Regions from separate parts of the Homo sapiens genome. Here regions 1 and 3 are each linked to region 2. The links are chromatin loops, found by intact Hi-C in ENCODE. Cell type or tissue: heart right ventricle. All regions are shown on one strand. Region 1 overlaps PATJ (PATJ crumbs cell polarity complex component). Region 2 overlaps PATJ (PATJ crumbs cell polarity complex component). Region 3 overlaps PATJ (PATJ crumbs cell polarity complex component).

Evidence for each region. Hi-C counts contacts between places; a loop is a spot of excess contacts. Peaks named below come from ENCODE experiments on the same cell type or tissue, not always from the same donor. Only the 100,000 strongest peaks of a DNase experiment are listed, where the experiment ranks them.
Region 1: it touches region 2 in a loop (8-fold over the local background); 36 of 110 quality-filtered maps call a loop at or near these places.
Region 3: a loop joins it to region 2, with 2.9 times the contacts of the local background. A loop is called at or near these places in 13 of 110 quality-filtered maps.

What each region holds. Positions count from the first base shown.
Region 1 is chr1:61,950,423-61,955,422 of GRCh38, reverse strand. All of the region lies in intron 27 of PATJ (PATJ crumbs cell polarity complex component), which reads right to left. Among named protein-coding and RNA genes, the nearest start is that of MIR12132, 110 kb to the right of the region's middle. RefSeq lists a silencer at 4,412-4,706 and an enhancer at 4,287-5,000. In heart right ventricle, a CTCF peak has its summit at 4,832 (motif pointing left); no DNase peak of the experiment used is centred here; H3K4me3 peaks cover 2,650 bases; H3K27ac peaks cover 4,326 bases.
Region 2 is chr1:62,067,715-62,072,714 of GRCh38, reverse strand. The region is part of intron 31 of PATJ (PATJ crumbs cell polarity complex component); the gene reads right to left. It also overlaps the pseudogene RN7SL180P. Among named protein-coding and RNA genes, the nearest start is that of MIR3116-1, 8.6 kb to the left of the region's middle. In heart right ventricle, a CTCF peak has its summit at 2,107; a DNase peak (open chromatin) is centred at 4,160; H3K27ac peaks cover 3,288 bases.
Region 3 is chr1:61,867,034-61,872,033 of GRCh38, reverse strand. All of the region lies in intron 20 of PATJ (PATJ crumbs cell polarity complex component), which reads right to left. Among named protein-coding and RNA genes, the nearest start is that of MIR12132, 23 kb to the right of the region's middle. In heart right ventricle, no CTCF peak of the experiment used is centred here; a DNase peak (open chromatin) is centred at 2,083; H3K27ac peaks cover 1,795 bases.

The sequences.
Region 1 (5,000 bases), 120 kb after region 2:
TCTCACCAACTTCATAAGCTCAGTCTCTTCCAGAGGGCCTTCCAGTGCATGTGTCTCTGCACCTATATATCTTTTTTCTTTTTAGAAATTTTATAAACTTCTTGAAGGCAAAGTTCATATTAGATACTGTATTTCTCCTCTTAACCTTAGGGCTGTATTAGGTTCCAAAAATGCTTAATGATGCATCACCACAGTAACTGCGGCTATGCTATACTTCCACCAACCAATGGATAAACCCCTCCAAGCATTCTATAAAAAGAGTTTTACTATCTAAAAATGGGAATAATAATACTAACATGGAATAGATGTATTCAAAATGTGCAATATGAATTCCTCACACTATACAAGGATCTTAAGAGTTTGGCATACCAGCCAGGCACAGTGGCTCACGCCTGTAATCCCAGCACTTTGGGAGGCCGAGGCTGGAGGATCATGAGGTCAGAAGATTGAGACCATCCTGGCTAACATGGTGAAACCCTGTCTCTACTAAAAATACAAAAAATGAGCCGGGCGTGGTGGCAGGCACCTGTAGTCCCAGCTACTCAGAAGGCTGAGGCAGGAGAATGCTGTGAACCCGGGAGGAGAAGTTTGCAGTGAGCCAAGATAGTGCCACTGCACTCCAGCCTGGGCAACAGAGCGAGACTCTGTCTCAAAAAAAAAAAAAAAACAATAGAGTTTGGCATATCATAAATGTAAGAAAAAGATAAAAGTAAATTGTTTAAAAAATACATATCTAAATATGTAAACATGATAGAAACTTAGGAGTGATATTTCTTACCTCCTGCCCCATTACATTCAGCAAAAAAGAGGCAGTCTCTGCAAGAAAGTAACTTTAACTGCTACTTAATTTTTGATATATTATTTTCTTAATTGAAATAACAATGCCCTCTCTTTGTTCAACATTGGATCAATTAAAATGATGAGTGTTTAACCTATACTTATATATATCAAACCTAAAATACTTTAAAGTGACATAAAACTACTGAAATCAAAGCAACATAAACCCATGTAAAATAATGTGTTTCCAAGCAAGAACAAAAGAAAAGGTAAATTCTCTACAGACCGAGGCCTCATCCTTTATTTATAATTCTACATATTACTTTTTGTAAAATATGCCAAAAAGAAACATGAAATAGAAACATGCTTTTAAAATTGACTGAATGCCAAAGCAGTGAACATAATATAAGATAGACTAAGTCATAAGACTACCAAAGTGTATTAAAATACTTTGGAGTTAAATGTGTATACATAAATAGAAGCTTTTAATAAATGTTGAAAATACTGATTATAGAAAATCAATCCTGATCATGAACACTGAAAAAGTAACTTACATATAACACATAAATATGTGTCCATTTATGAGACACTTTGATAGTTAACAGCCTTTCTAAAAGTGAGTTTATATATTAGTTCAACAAAGCGCAAAGGACACATAAATTCCTAATGACTAGATATACTTGACTCACTTTCTAGAAAACTGCAATGGGGATTTTCAAGGGTTCCACTGCGGTGTTTGGAGCCTGGACAGTGGCGACTTCAAGTCAGTGTGGTAGAGATTAAGAAAATGATCAGGGATGGCCAGTTATACTCAGGAGATTAAAGCATACATGTATTATAATCTGGAGAAATAGATTTTTAAAATCAAGAAATTTCCTAAAATAAAAGGAAAATGAATAAACTGCTCTGAAGAGTCTGAGGAAAAGCAGGCAGGATCCACAAATATCCAGGATGATCCCTATAAGTTGCCTTGTCAATACAAGTTTGAGAAGCAGTATTAAAAAGATGACAGACAACTGAAAGCAATTCCAACTGCAGAATGAAAAGAAACACAATATAGTCAGACAGTTGTCACTACAGGGAATCTGTGACGCATCCATTTAGGAGCTATAGCATTTCCTCCAAATCAAAATAACAGAATTGAATACTAGGTAGTTCAGGACCCCCACAGGGATATCTTCAGAAATTATATTTTAAACAAAAGTTCTTGCTCAATAGTTTTGACAGCATAGCCACAAATAAGGTTGGCTAGCTTAAATCAGGAATGCAGCAAATATTCTACTGTTGCAGTAGAAATAACCTAATTTGCGTGTGCACTGCTGAAAATAAAAAGAAAGGCTATAATGTCATGTCTAACTCTTGAGTTAACAATTGCCTCCCTTAGGCAATAATACTTATGCAAGAATACCCCTATTATGTCTCAATATTCCATTTTATTTAGATAAAAAGAAGCTCTGATTTTAAGAAATTAATTTTTTAAGTCAGGCAAAAGCATAAACTAAGAGTACTCTATTGCATGAAATTATATGGCCAATGTAGCAATGATTGCAAGAACCATTATGTTAACAAGGAAGTCAGTGGTAATACTTCCAAGAGCTGAGCCCCCACCCCTAACGAATTTAAATTTGTAGATTTAGATGAATGAGGCACCAAACACAACTAGCAAATAAAATAATTAATGTGTTATTTTACAATTTAGAAAAAGCAGCCTTTTGTTTACTACTATGAGTCCTTAGTGATATTCTGCTTTCATCTATAACAAAATGCTGAATGGTCAGTTTTTAAAATTAACCAGAATAACCTAGTTCTAACATAAATAGTCTTCCCTTTTTATTATGGTGAAGTCACAAGTAACAACAATAATGATAATAAATGTCCTGGAGGTCTACTTCTCAATTACAATTCTGAAAGGAGAGAATACAGCATGAACAGTGTTGAGAATCTTGGCAGTGAAACTACTGGTATATCTTTGACAGTCTGATTAAACTGCTCCACTTTTCAAAAACATCATAAGGACATTCAAACTACAGTGCACATGAAAGAAAATTGCAGGGGTTTGTTTCTAATGTACAATCACCTTGCACATGCATATGTGCCCTCGCTCTCTTACTTAAGAAAAATGCCTTGGCTTACCATTGTCTAAACCTTTAAAACCACATTCTGCACCAACACTAAAACAGCATCAGATTGCATTCCGAAAGAACCACAGATCACACAGGCAACAGAAATCTTACCTGGGAAACCCCCTTGGACCATTGTTGTGTTCCCTTCAGGGTATCTGCATTCCTGACAAATATCCAATGCTGGACGCAGCTCAAATCCTCACCACAGACTCCTCTCTCTTCTGACGACCTTGGGCCTATTTTTCTCTCTCTCTCTCTCTCTCTCTCTCAGATTTTGTTCTCTTTAAGGGCAACCTGTCAATCTATTTATATCAGGAAAAGCAATCAATTAAGCTAATTTCAAGCTAGTCCTCAAGCTAAACAGTCACCTCTGTCAGCAGGTGAAAGCTGCCTGGAAAACTATGCCGGAGAAGCAAAATCCCTGGTTTCCCACATCAGACCCTTGGATGCTTCACGCTGCTGACTGTGACACTCAGTTACCCTGCTCGCCTCAGGATAATAGCTCTATTTCAGAACAGGAGGCATTATAACCTCAACCATTTATTGTGGCCAGCTTCAATTAATATCATTTTAATGACCCAGCTTTCCTGCTGAGAAACGGTTCATCACATTAGTTACATCTTTCAAATGCAAATTAAAAGGAAACAGCAGTTGATTTTAGCCTGTCCAAAGTGAGGGGAACAGTCACCAACTTGCTCTCTCCTTAATGCTCCCAGCATTGAATCATGTTTATAACAAAGAAGCTGGTGAACCACACTGAGCATGTGGTATCTCTCCCCTAGCGAGATTCATTTGTATCTCAGTAACATTCTAAACGTGCAGTAAAGATTCTATTTAAGCAGTCAAGCCTTCAAGTTAGCTTTCAGGGGGGAAAAATATAAAAAAAAAATGTAGCTTCAGAAAACCCACTAGAAAAATGGTTGAGATTTCTTAAATTTCACTCAAAGTGCTACAGTGCACCCCCTACCCTACCCTACCCCCCACACACCTGAATACCATTATTTAACCAATTACAGTGACTTCAGAAGTATCTACCAATTATACAGTATAATCTTTCTTTGTAAAATGCAGAATAAAAAAATCATCTATGTGATCACTGTATCATATGAGTAATACTTAAAAAGTCAAGAATACCCAAAGAAAACTCAAATACTACTCAAAAGGTATTAAACAATACAATTTTTAATTTACAGTTATAATAAATACATCCAAATTATATCAAGCGCTGAAGCTGAGTTTTCAGAATAAAAAAAACAATAAAAAGCCAAGTTCATCAGTTTTCTCCAATTACAGAGCTAGAATACAAATTCTACTAAATAACTTTTTTTTTCCTTTTTTTTTTTTTAGACAGAGTTGCCCAGGCTGAAGTGCAGAGGTGCGCTTTTTAGACAGCTCTGTTGCCCAGGCTGAAGTGCAGAGGCGCGACCTTGGCTTACTGCAACTCCACCTCCCCGGTTCAAGCAATTCTCCTGCCTCAGATTCCGAGTAGCTGGGATTACAGGCATGTGCCACCAGGCCCAGCTAATTTTTGTATTTTTAGTAGAGATGGGGTTTCACCATGTTGACCAGGCTGGTCTTGAACTCTTGAGCTCAGGTGATCCGCCCGCCTGGGCCTCCCAAAGTGCTAGGTTTACAGGCATAAGACACTGTGTCAGCCTATTTTACTTAACTATGAAAAGCCCAAAAATGGATGATTGTGTAGGAAATGAGAAAAAGAATTTACATAAAACTAAAAAATGAAATCAGCCTTTATTTCTAACACTTTTCCATCCTATTTTGCATTGCCAAAAACAAACAAACAAAAAACAAAAAAAAGAACAAACATACTCAAATATTTGGTGAAATGAACATATAAATTTTGTTAAACACAGTTTGACGTGAACATTCTTAACATTCTTTAAATGCTTGGTAATAATTGCTGTTGATTGTAGTGACACCTATTGGCAAGGTAGAGATCAACTACAGAGTCCACAACGATACAAAAAATAGACAAAATTTTAAACCAAAAGAACTACTAGTTGCTCAATAAATCTTTATTACAAGTTTGCTTCATGCTAAAAACTGGCATGGCACACAGAGAAAGGCACTGGAAGGAAGTGC
Region 2 (5,000 bases):
TGGAGCGCAGTGTGTTCTTCACAGGCATGATCTCACTGCTAATCAGCACAGGGGTTTTCACCTGCTCTGTTTCTGACCTGGGCTGGTTCACCCCTTTTTAGGCATCTTGGTGGTCCCTCCTCCCAGGAGGTCACCATATCGATACCGAACTTAGTGTGGACACCCAATTGGCAGAGCTCGTTATAGCGTCAAACTTCTGGGCTCAAGTGATCCTCCTGTCTCAGCCTCCTGAGTAGCTGGGACTACACGAGCAACAACACACTCGGCCAGATATCCTTTGATGGTCATTCCAGCCAGAGTTTTTTCTTTTTCGTTACACTAATATCCCTATAAAACTATCTGTTCAGGGCTCAAATCCTGAACTAGAGTTTTTTCCCCTTAAGACATTCAATTAGAATTAAAAAACAAAAAAACAAAAACAAAAAAAACCACGGCTACAGAAAATACTGGGGGATAAAGGTAAGTTAGCTCTAAACCCCACGGAGGAGTGCAGAATCCAGACTTGGGAGAATCCAAACTGCCTAAACACGTGGAAAGTGAAGCATAGCGAAAGGGCAGTTTATTAACTGAAATAAATAATAACACCAATAAATTGACCAGAATGTTTATGTCTGCCTCCCATCATATCCTATTTTTTTTTTAATAGGCACATTTTCAGGGGAAATTATCATACGATGGTTTACTTTAAGGCATAAATTCCTGCAACTGGGTTTGGACAAAGCAGGGAACAGGAGAGACTGGTTTGGATAGGAGAAAGCATGGGTTTACTCTGTCTCTTGGTAACGTCTGAGAGACACCCAGGTGGTGAGGTGTAGTACACAGACAGCAGGTAGGTAAGCTGATCTGGAAGGTAGGGATAACTTGTATAATGAATGGAATGTTAGGAGTCTGTGATCCTAGCTCTTCAACTTAAGAGTTCTGCAAACCTGGCCGGGCGCAGTGGTTCACGCCTGTAATCCCAGCACTTTGGGAGGCCAAGGTGGGGGCGGTGGATCACCTGAGGTCAGGAGTTCGAGACCAGCCTGGCCAATATGGCAAAACCCCGTCTGTACTAAAAATACAAAAATTAGCTGGGTGCCTGTAATCCCAGTTACTCGGGAGTCTGAGGCAGAAGAATTGCTTTTACCTGGGGAGGCGGAGGTTGCAGTGAGCTGAGATTGCACCACTGCACTCCAGCCTGGGTGACAGAGCAAGATTCTGTCTCAAAAAAAAAAAAAAAAAAAAGTGATCTACAAACCTGAACAGGTTATTTGCCCTCTTCAAGCCTTAATTTCCCCATCCATAAAATGGAAAAAAATAAAAGTAGCTATAATTTCAGGATGCTGAAAAGATTAAATGAAGTAATACATGAGCACCCTTAGCAACACACCTGGCAATTAATAATATTTACTAAAGATGCTAATGATGATAGTAAATGGAATTGGGCTATGGTAGCCCCATGTTCCTAAATGCACTACAGGGGACTAGTGCAGAGCCCAGAACATGCACCCATAACCACGGTGCTAAGAGTCTTGGAAGCGACCTAGAAAGGACACTTTTCTCCTGTAGGAAATGCTGGAGGCAATTTTTAGAGTAAGTAAGACTAACTTACCTTTGTATCTCACAGTATTTTCTGTAACTGGTTTTTGTTTGTTTGTTTTTTGCTTTTAATTGAATCTGACATCCCCTGCCTCGGGTCTCTTTCCTAGGCATGTTCACACAGCCTTTCTTCACCAGGCTCCCATTCGATGTATAACAATACAATAGATAGTGACCAAGTTATGCCCAGCTGTTCATTGTTATTAGATTCAGTTACAATCTCATCCTATGTCCTTAATTCCCCATTGGTTTACAACCTGAAAGATTTAACCCCAGTAAGCACTATCCTGAGACTGGAGCCTAGGTCTCCTGGATGACCATGCCTACACTTAGCTGCCTACTTTCTAACTGATTTTTGGGGGGCCAGACTTATCTCACTCATTCAGATTCTCTTTAATTTTCCCCTTCTATGAGAAAGATCCTAGGACTGCTCCCCTGCCCTTTATAAATTTTGCTTCTAAACAGATGATATGATATAAAATGAACTAAAAAAATTACCTCCTCTTGTAATTCTTCCCTTAGCCCCTGGGTGGTGCCCCTTCCACAAGATGAACCAATGAATTTTATCACTTATTTGCAAGATTATATTGTATCTTTTTATGTATGTGTCTCCCATATCTTAATATGATCGACTTTGTCTTATTTCTTTCTTCAACATATGGCAGAATAGAATATGGGCTTTATAAAGTGTTAGTGCTGAGTGAATCAAAGTTCGGGAACTTAAATCTTAAATGCACCCACGTGGATTTGAGAACCAGCCATGAAAGGAAGGTCACACAGTGAAGATGACTCTGTGGCCTTTACTTTAAAGGATCACACTTGAAAAGAGAGAAAAAAGACGTGAAAAGGTCAATAAGGCTCATGGGAATTTTTAGAGGAAAAACTCTAACCTGCCTCGTAAACAGAAACTATTGGTGTTACTCCTACCAGTGTGTATCAAATGGCCTTAGGAGGAGCAAAAGTAAGTGCCTCTGTTTGAAAATGATATTGTAGATCTGCAATTCGACCTTGGTTTCAACCCCAATTAACCAGCAGTGGGACAAAGGACCTGACTTCCCAAACTACAGGTTTAAAAATCCAATTTGCACATCACATGGAAGAAGTACTAATTTGGTTTTATTCTTCCTTATCATTTGAACTTTTTAGAAAAAAGAAATGGCACTGGAATAACAGCCAGATAATCTGGGTTCAGACTTGTTCTGCTACTTACTAGCAGTAATAGTGTTTGGAAACCTTCATTTTTTTATTAAGAATGCAATAACTGCTACCTGAATAAGGGGTTGTGAGCAAAGTTGAATTCAATACATGCTTACTGAGCACCTACTACATGCCAGCACAAACAAAAAGAAAAACAGAGGAGCCCTTGCCCTGAGCACATTTACAGACCTAGTGAGACAGATGTTAAAGAAATAATCATAGAAATGAATACAACTGAATGGTAGATGCGTGAAGGTGTGTGGTGGGTAGCAGGAGCCTGAAGTGTCAGTTTCCTTCCTTTTTTCTTGTCCTCAAAAATGTAGAAGGAATAGATGAGAAAACTGGATTTCTGAAAAGCATCTGGTCTGACGCACTGTCTCATTTCTTATATTGATTACTCTTAAACATCCGAGCCAAGGGATGGAGCTGGTACGTGATGATGATGAAAATTATGACAGCTAAAATCTCCTGAGTATGTGCCTGTTACTGAGCTAGGCATATTACCCATTTGTTGGTGTACACAACAGACCTGTGTATTAGGGACAATTATTGCTCTTATAATTATTGCTCTTATAATATAATTGAGGTATAATTATATACCTCAGCAGAGCTGAGGTAACTGCGGCACAGAGAGGCTAAATTATTATTTGCCAAGCCAGAACTTAACTCAGACACATCTTGCTGCAGAGCCCTTGCTCTTAACTGAGTAAACCTTCAGGGAAAGGGAAAGTACTGTTTACCTCCTCCCAGCAACACACGCAAGATTCTTAGCCAGCAATGACATAGTGATTCCGTTTTTAGATCCAATATCAGGTCAGAACAAGTCATGCCTGCTTATTTTAAACTTGGGTTGGGAAAAAAAATCATGGCAGTAGCCACGGCAGTGACCTTGGGTCGCTTTCCTTCATATTTTGTGTTTAAACATGAATTTATAATTTGCTAATTGCCCAATTATTACACAAAAGGAGCTCTTAATGCCTTCAAAACTGAGGTTTGGGGACATTCTAATGTGTTTACTTTGCAAGGGACCCCTAAAAAAGAAGAATGAAGAAATGTTGTAGAAAGGTCATCTCATTTCATGAAATAAACTGATATGACACATTCTGGCAGCATGATGCTATAATCTTCAGCACAGCACTATGAGCTCTGAAAGAAAATGCTTTGTGGGCCAGGAAAATTACTGTGATCAAGTGAAGGAGCTTCTGAAGGGTGGACATAAAAGGCAACACTGGCAATATCCCATATAACAGATGGGTGACATGTCCAGCTGACAATCCCCAAAGCTGGTTGATCTCTGTCCCAAAGCTGGACAATCAAAATGCCCTGTCTCTCTGGCCACAGTAACTGGTCCAAGGGTGGACACTTGAACCACACAAGAATATTCTACGGATTTTCCAAAGTAGACCCAAGGGAAGAGTCAGCTCTTTTCTGGCAGAGAGGCTTAGGAGCTTTGGGCAGCCATACACACATCAGGCTGAAGAAGCACATCTGCAGGAGGAAAGTCAGATAAACAGAGAGAACCCTGGCAGCAGCAGGCCTCTGGTTCCAACCACCTCTGAGGCTAAGTGTCAACCACACGCTGCCTGCAAGTATATGAAAAACAAACAAACTAACTAACAAACAAACAAACCTCTAGCCCTTGAGTAAATTTCTCCTTTTGTCTAAGTAATGTCAAATTGAGATTCTGTCACTTGCAACAAAGAGATCCCTAATTGAAACAGGGTGGAGCCCATCTCTCCCAGAAAATATCCACCAGGATAACAAACTCAGATGCATCCAGGCATCAGGCTGCAAGGGAGCCAACTGAAGGTGAATGACGTGAACTGAGTATAAGACAACAAATTAGGCCAGGCGCGGTGGCTCACGCCTGTAATCCCAGCACTGTGTAAGGCCGAGGTGGGTGGATCACTTGAGTTCAGGAGACTGGCCTAGGGAACACGGTGAAACCCCATCTCTACAAAAAATACAAAAATTAGCCAGCCATGGTGGTGCACACCTGTGGTCCCAGCTACTCAGGAGGCTGAGGTAGGAGGATCGCTTGAGCCCGGGAGGCAGAAGTTGCAGTGAGCTGAGATCGTGCCACTGCACTCCAGCTGGGGTTATAGAGTGAGACCCCATCTCAAAACAAACAAACAGAGATGGTGGTTCAGCCTAAAAGCATTCAAATTTAACAATTCTTAAAATATGCCCATCAGACAAACAACAAACAAACACTAATGTTTACT
Region 3 (5,000 bases), 200 kb after region 2:
GGTGAGATATTTATAAACAGGAATTTCTGGCTGGGAGCAGTGGCTCAAGCCTGTAATCCCAGCACTTTGGGAGGCCGAGGTGGGTGGACCACTTGAGGTCAGGAGTTCAAGACCAGCCTGACCAACATGGAGAAACCCCGTCTCTACTAAAAATACAAAAAAAAAAAAAAAGCCAGACGTGGTGGCTCACGCCTGTAATCCCAGCACTTTGGGAGGCCAGGGTGGGCAGATAGCCTGAGGTCAGGAGTTTGAGACCAGCCTGGCCAATGTGGTGAAACCCCATCTCTACTAAAAAATGCAAAAATTAGCTGGGCGTGGTGGTGGGTGCCTGTAATACCAGCTACTCAGAAGGCTGAGGTAGGAGAATTGCTTGAACCCAGGATACAGAGGCTGCAGTGAGCCGAGATCACACCACTGCACTCCAGCTTGGGTGACAGAGTGAGATTCCATCTCAAAAAAAAAAAAAAAAAAAAAAATATATATATATATATATACACACACACACACATATTTATATATATGCGTATATATGTATATATACATATATACACATATATATGTATATACATATATATACGCATATATATGTGTATATACACATATATATGTACATATATATGTATATATATACACATATATATATATACACAAAAAATTATCCAGGCATGGTGGCGCATGCCTGTAATCCCACCTACTTGGGAGGCTGAGGCAGGAGAATCGCTTGAACCTGGGTGGCAGAGGTTGCGGTGAGCCAAGATTGCACCATTGCACTTCAGCCTGAGCAACAAGAGTGAAACTCCATCTCAAAAAAAATAAAAAATAAATTAAATAAACAAGAATTTCTTTTTTCTGGTTTTTTTTTTCAAATAGAGAAGTTTTTTTTTCTAAAAAGAGAAGAAAATAAGAACATAGAATTATTCTTAGGTAAATAACCCTCAGGCAAAAAAAAAAAAACAAAAAAAACAAAAACCAAATCTTTAAAAAATGGACAAAGGACTTGAACAGACATTTCTCCAAAGAATACATAAAGATGGCCAAATAAGCACATGAAAGGATGCTCAATATCACTAATTGTTAGGATAATGCAAAACAAAACATAAGATAGCACTTTATACTCCTAAGAAGCAAACAAAAAGCCAACAAACAAGTGTTGGAGAGACTGTGGAGAAATTTGAAACCTTGTGCTTTGCTAATGGAAATATAAACTGGTGCAGCTGCTTGCTGTAGAGAACAGTATAGCTCCCCAAAAATTAAATATAGAATTAGCATATGATCCAGCAATTCCACTGCTGAGTATATACTAAAAAGAACTGAAAGCAGGGATTTCAACAGATATTTATATACCAATGTTCATAACACCATTATTCGCAATGGCCAAAGGTAGAAACAACCTAAATATCCATCAACAGATGAATGGAAAAACAAAATGTGGTATATATGGTGGGGACCTATAGGAACCTCAGAGTTGGTATTGGTAGTGACAGGAGGCAGAGAAATTTAAGGGCAGGTCCCTGACAAAACCCCACCCTCAAGCCTAAAACCATGGCCCAAACTGTTTTCCTGCTCAAATGTTACCTTTTCCTAAACCACCCATGCCCTCGCCCTGCTCTATCCTGTGCCTATAAAGACCCTAGACTCAGCTGGCAGAGAGAAGAAGCAGCTGGATGTCAGGGACTACAGCTGGACATCAGAGAAAAGCAGCTTGACTTTAGAGGGACAGCTTGATGGTGAAACTCTGGAGAATAATCCAGCCAGAGATGGCTGGACTTCTGGGGAAGATTACCTACCCACCTCCCCATCTCCTTTGCAGCTCCCCTTCCCACTGAGAGCCACTTTATTGGCAATAAAATCCCCGCATTTGCCATCCTTCAATTCATTCATGCAGCCTCATTTTTCCTGGATACCAGAAAGCGCTCAGGAGCCACAAGTGTGGATACAAAAGGCTGTCACACTGGCCCTTTGCCCTCGCTGGCAGAGGGCAGCGGCCTCACGTGAAAAGGCAGAGGGCTCACTGAACTGTTAACACTTAAGCCGTCCGCAGATGGCAGAGCTAAAAGATCACCGTAACACGCCCACTGGGGCTTCGGGGATTGCACGCACCTCCCCTAGATGCTGCCGCTGGGCCTGCACAGAATTTGCTCCTGCCAGTACCCAAAAGCGCTTGCCCAGGCTCCTGCACCCGCTCACCTGAGTGCTCCCCTCCCATGAGGGGTGAACGCTGCAGGTCTGAGTGAGTGGAGTTTACTCTTGCCAGTGCCAAAGCAGTCAGATGGTTCCAGCAGGCATGTACTCCAGTTCCCACCTTGTTCACTCACACACTCCCTCCCTCGAGGAGAGCAGTGGGCTGAGTAAACAGGGCACCTCTGTCACAAGTCCCACAAAGGGGTCAGGGGACTATCTGGCTTCAGTATGAAGATTATTATAAACTAAAGATACTTTAGATTTAACAGATGCAGAAAAAAGCCTTCTCAGAGCTTCCCTTATGTGACTAAGCAGCAAGTTCTAGGAAATGAGGCTATCAAACATTCCCTCTTGAGGTGGGTCGACCCCCAGGAAGATTGAGAGTAAGCTACTATAAATGCCCTCTTGAGGAATGGCAATAAGCAAACAGAAGGATCAGTGGCCCTGCATTTAAAAAATTATCAACATAATCAAAAATGTTAACTTTGGGAGGCCGAGGCGGGCGGATCACGAGGTCAGGAGATCGAGACCATCCCGGCTAAAACGGTGAAACCCCGTCTCTACTAAAAATACAAAAAATTAGCCGGGCGTAGTGGCGGGCGCCTGTAGTCCCAGCTACTTGGGAGGCTGAGGCAGGAGAATGGCGTGAACCCGGGAGGCGGAGCTTGCAGTGAGCCGAGATGGCGCCACTGCACTCCAGCCTGGGCGACAGAGCGAGACTCCGTCTCAAAAAAGAAAAAAAAAAAAAAAAAAAATGTTATTTCCATTTGTTCTCCTAAAAACCCGTTTGTCTTTCCTAAACAAACCTAGTTGTTCTTCTCATAGAAGCTTTTTCTGCCCTCCCTTTCCCCATGTTACGTATGTAAGCTCTAACTTTAATCACTTAGTGAGCTTGCTGCTTCTTTTGTTGCGTTCATGTGTGTATAAATAAAACTTTATTCTCCTGTTAATGCCTTATGTCAGTTTAATTTGCACTCTCCCAGGCACAAAATAGAGGGTAGAGGAGAAGTTTTTTCTCCGAGACATATATCTATAAGGAAATATTTTATTCAACTTTTTTTTTTGAGACGGAGTCTCTCTCTGTTGCCCAGGCTGGAGTGCAGTGGCGCAATCTCAGTTCACTGCAACCTCTGCCTCCCAGTTTGAAGCGATTCTCCTGGCTCAGCCTCCCGAGTAGCTGGAACCACAGGCATGCACCACCATGCCTGGCTAATTTTTCTATTTTTAGTAGAGATGGGGTTTCACCATGTTGGCCAGGCTGGTCTCGAATTCCTGACCTGAAGTGATCCACCCACCTTGGCCTCCCAAAGTGCTAGGATTACAGGCATGAGCCACCATGCCCGGCCTATTCAACTTTAAAAAGGGAGGAAATTCTGACATATTCTACAACATGGATGAATCTTAAAGACATTACACTAAGTGAAAGAGCCAGACACAAAAGAAAAATATTGTACCATTCCACTTTTTTCAGTTGCTTTAGTATAGTCAAATTCTTAGAGATAGAAAATAAAATAGTGTTTGGTTGGCAGGGGATAGAGAGAGAGGAGAAAGATCAGATTATTGTTTAATGAGTAGAGTTTCAGTGTGGGATGATAAGATCTGTAGCAACATGGTGGCCATGTTTACACAAAAATGTACATGTACTTAATGCCACTGAACTATATACCTAAAAATGATTAAAATGGTAAATTGTGTGTTGTGTGTCTTTTACTATAACTAAAAAATACCCAGATCTATAGACCTTTAGTGTTTTTACTCTTCAGCTAAAGTGAAGTATGAGGGTGGAAGAGAAAGATAAAGTTTGAAGTAGTTAGGTACCATTTGCCCTCCACAAATATAGCTGACATCTATAGCCCCAAATGGATATTACAACCAAGACAGAAATAATAATGTTCCTTCACCATTTGGGAGGGCACCCTCTAGAATAGTATTGGGAATTACATATTTGTAAGGGATTTGAATGTGTTTTTAAAATCTTCTCAGAGCTTATAATATTAGATAATATTATTAGATAAATTATCACAAGGGTCCATCAGCAATACAATGGGGGCAAATATTCAAGCCCATCCTGATCAACGGGTGTAAGTGTTCCTCACTGTGGAAGGGAGGAAAAGAGCCAATACCTTAAGAAAGCACATATAATTACTTAAAGAAAATAAAATACTGTTTAGGCAAGAAACATTCGGGCTGAAATAGTCTTACTCAATGCTGGTTTGGGGAGCCTATAGAGGTTACCTTTACAGCCTACGTGAGAATTGGCAAAAAAAAAAAAAAAAAAATTTTACAGATTTTAAAATATGAATAAGTAAACTTCCAGAGTAAATATTATAAATATACATTTGACTGTTTCATCTACAGCCTTAAAAGTGTATACATTAAAATAAACTGATATTTCAGGTTGCCTTTTGTTTCGGTAAACAGAAAATTTTCTTTTTATGGAAGAAAATGGCAATAACAAGCAAGTATGGCTGAATCAGTAATGAGAAATAAAAAGAGGGAAGCTAGGAAATTTAACATAGATTTAGTAATCAGAATATGCATTCTTCAAATTGTAAGCACTGACTATTGTTTTAAACAAGCCTCTTGAAGAACACTTTAACAAACAATAGAGTAAGTGGTTATGTCAGAGGTGCTGGAACCAGAGCAACTCCATCTTGAATAGCGCTGGGTAAAATGAGGCTGAGACCTACTGGGCTGCATTTCCAGATGGTTAAGGCATTCTAAGTCACAGGATGAGACACGATGTTGGCACAAGATACAGGTCATAAAGACCTTGCTGATAAAATGGTTGCAGTAAAGAAGCCAGCCAAAACCCACCA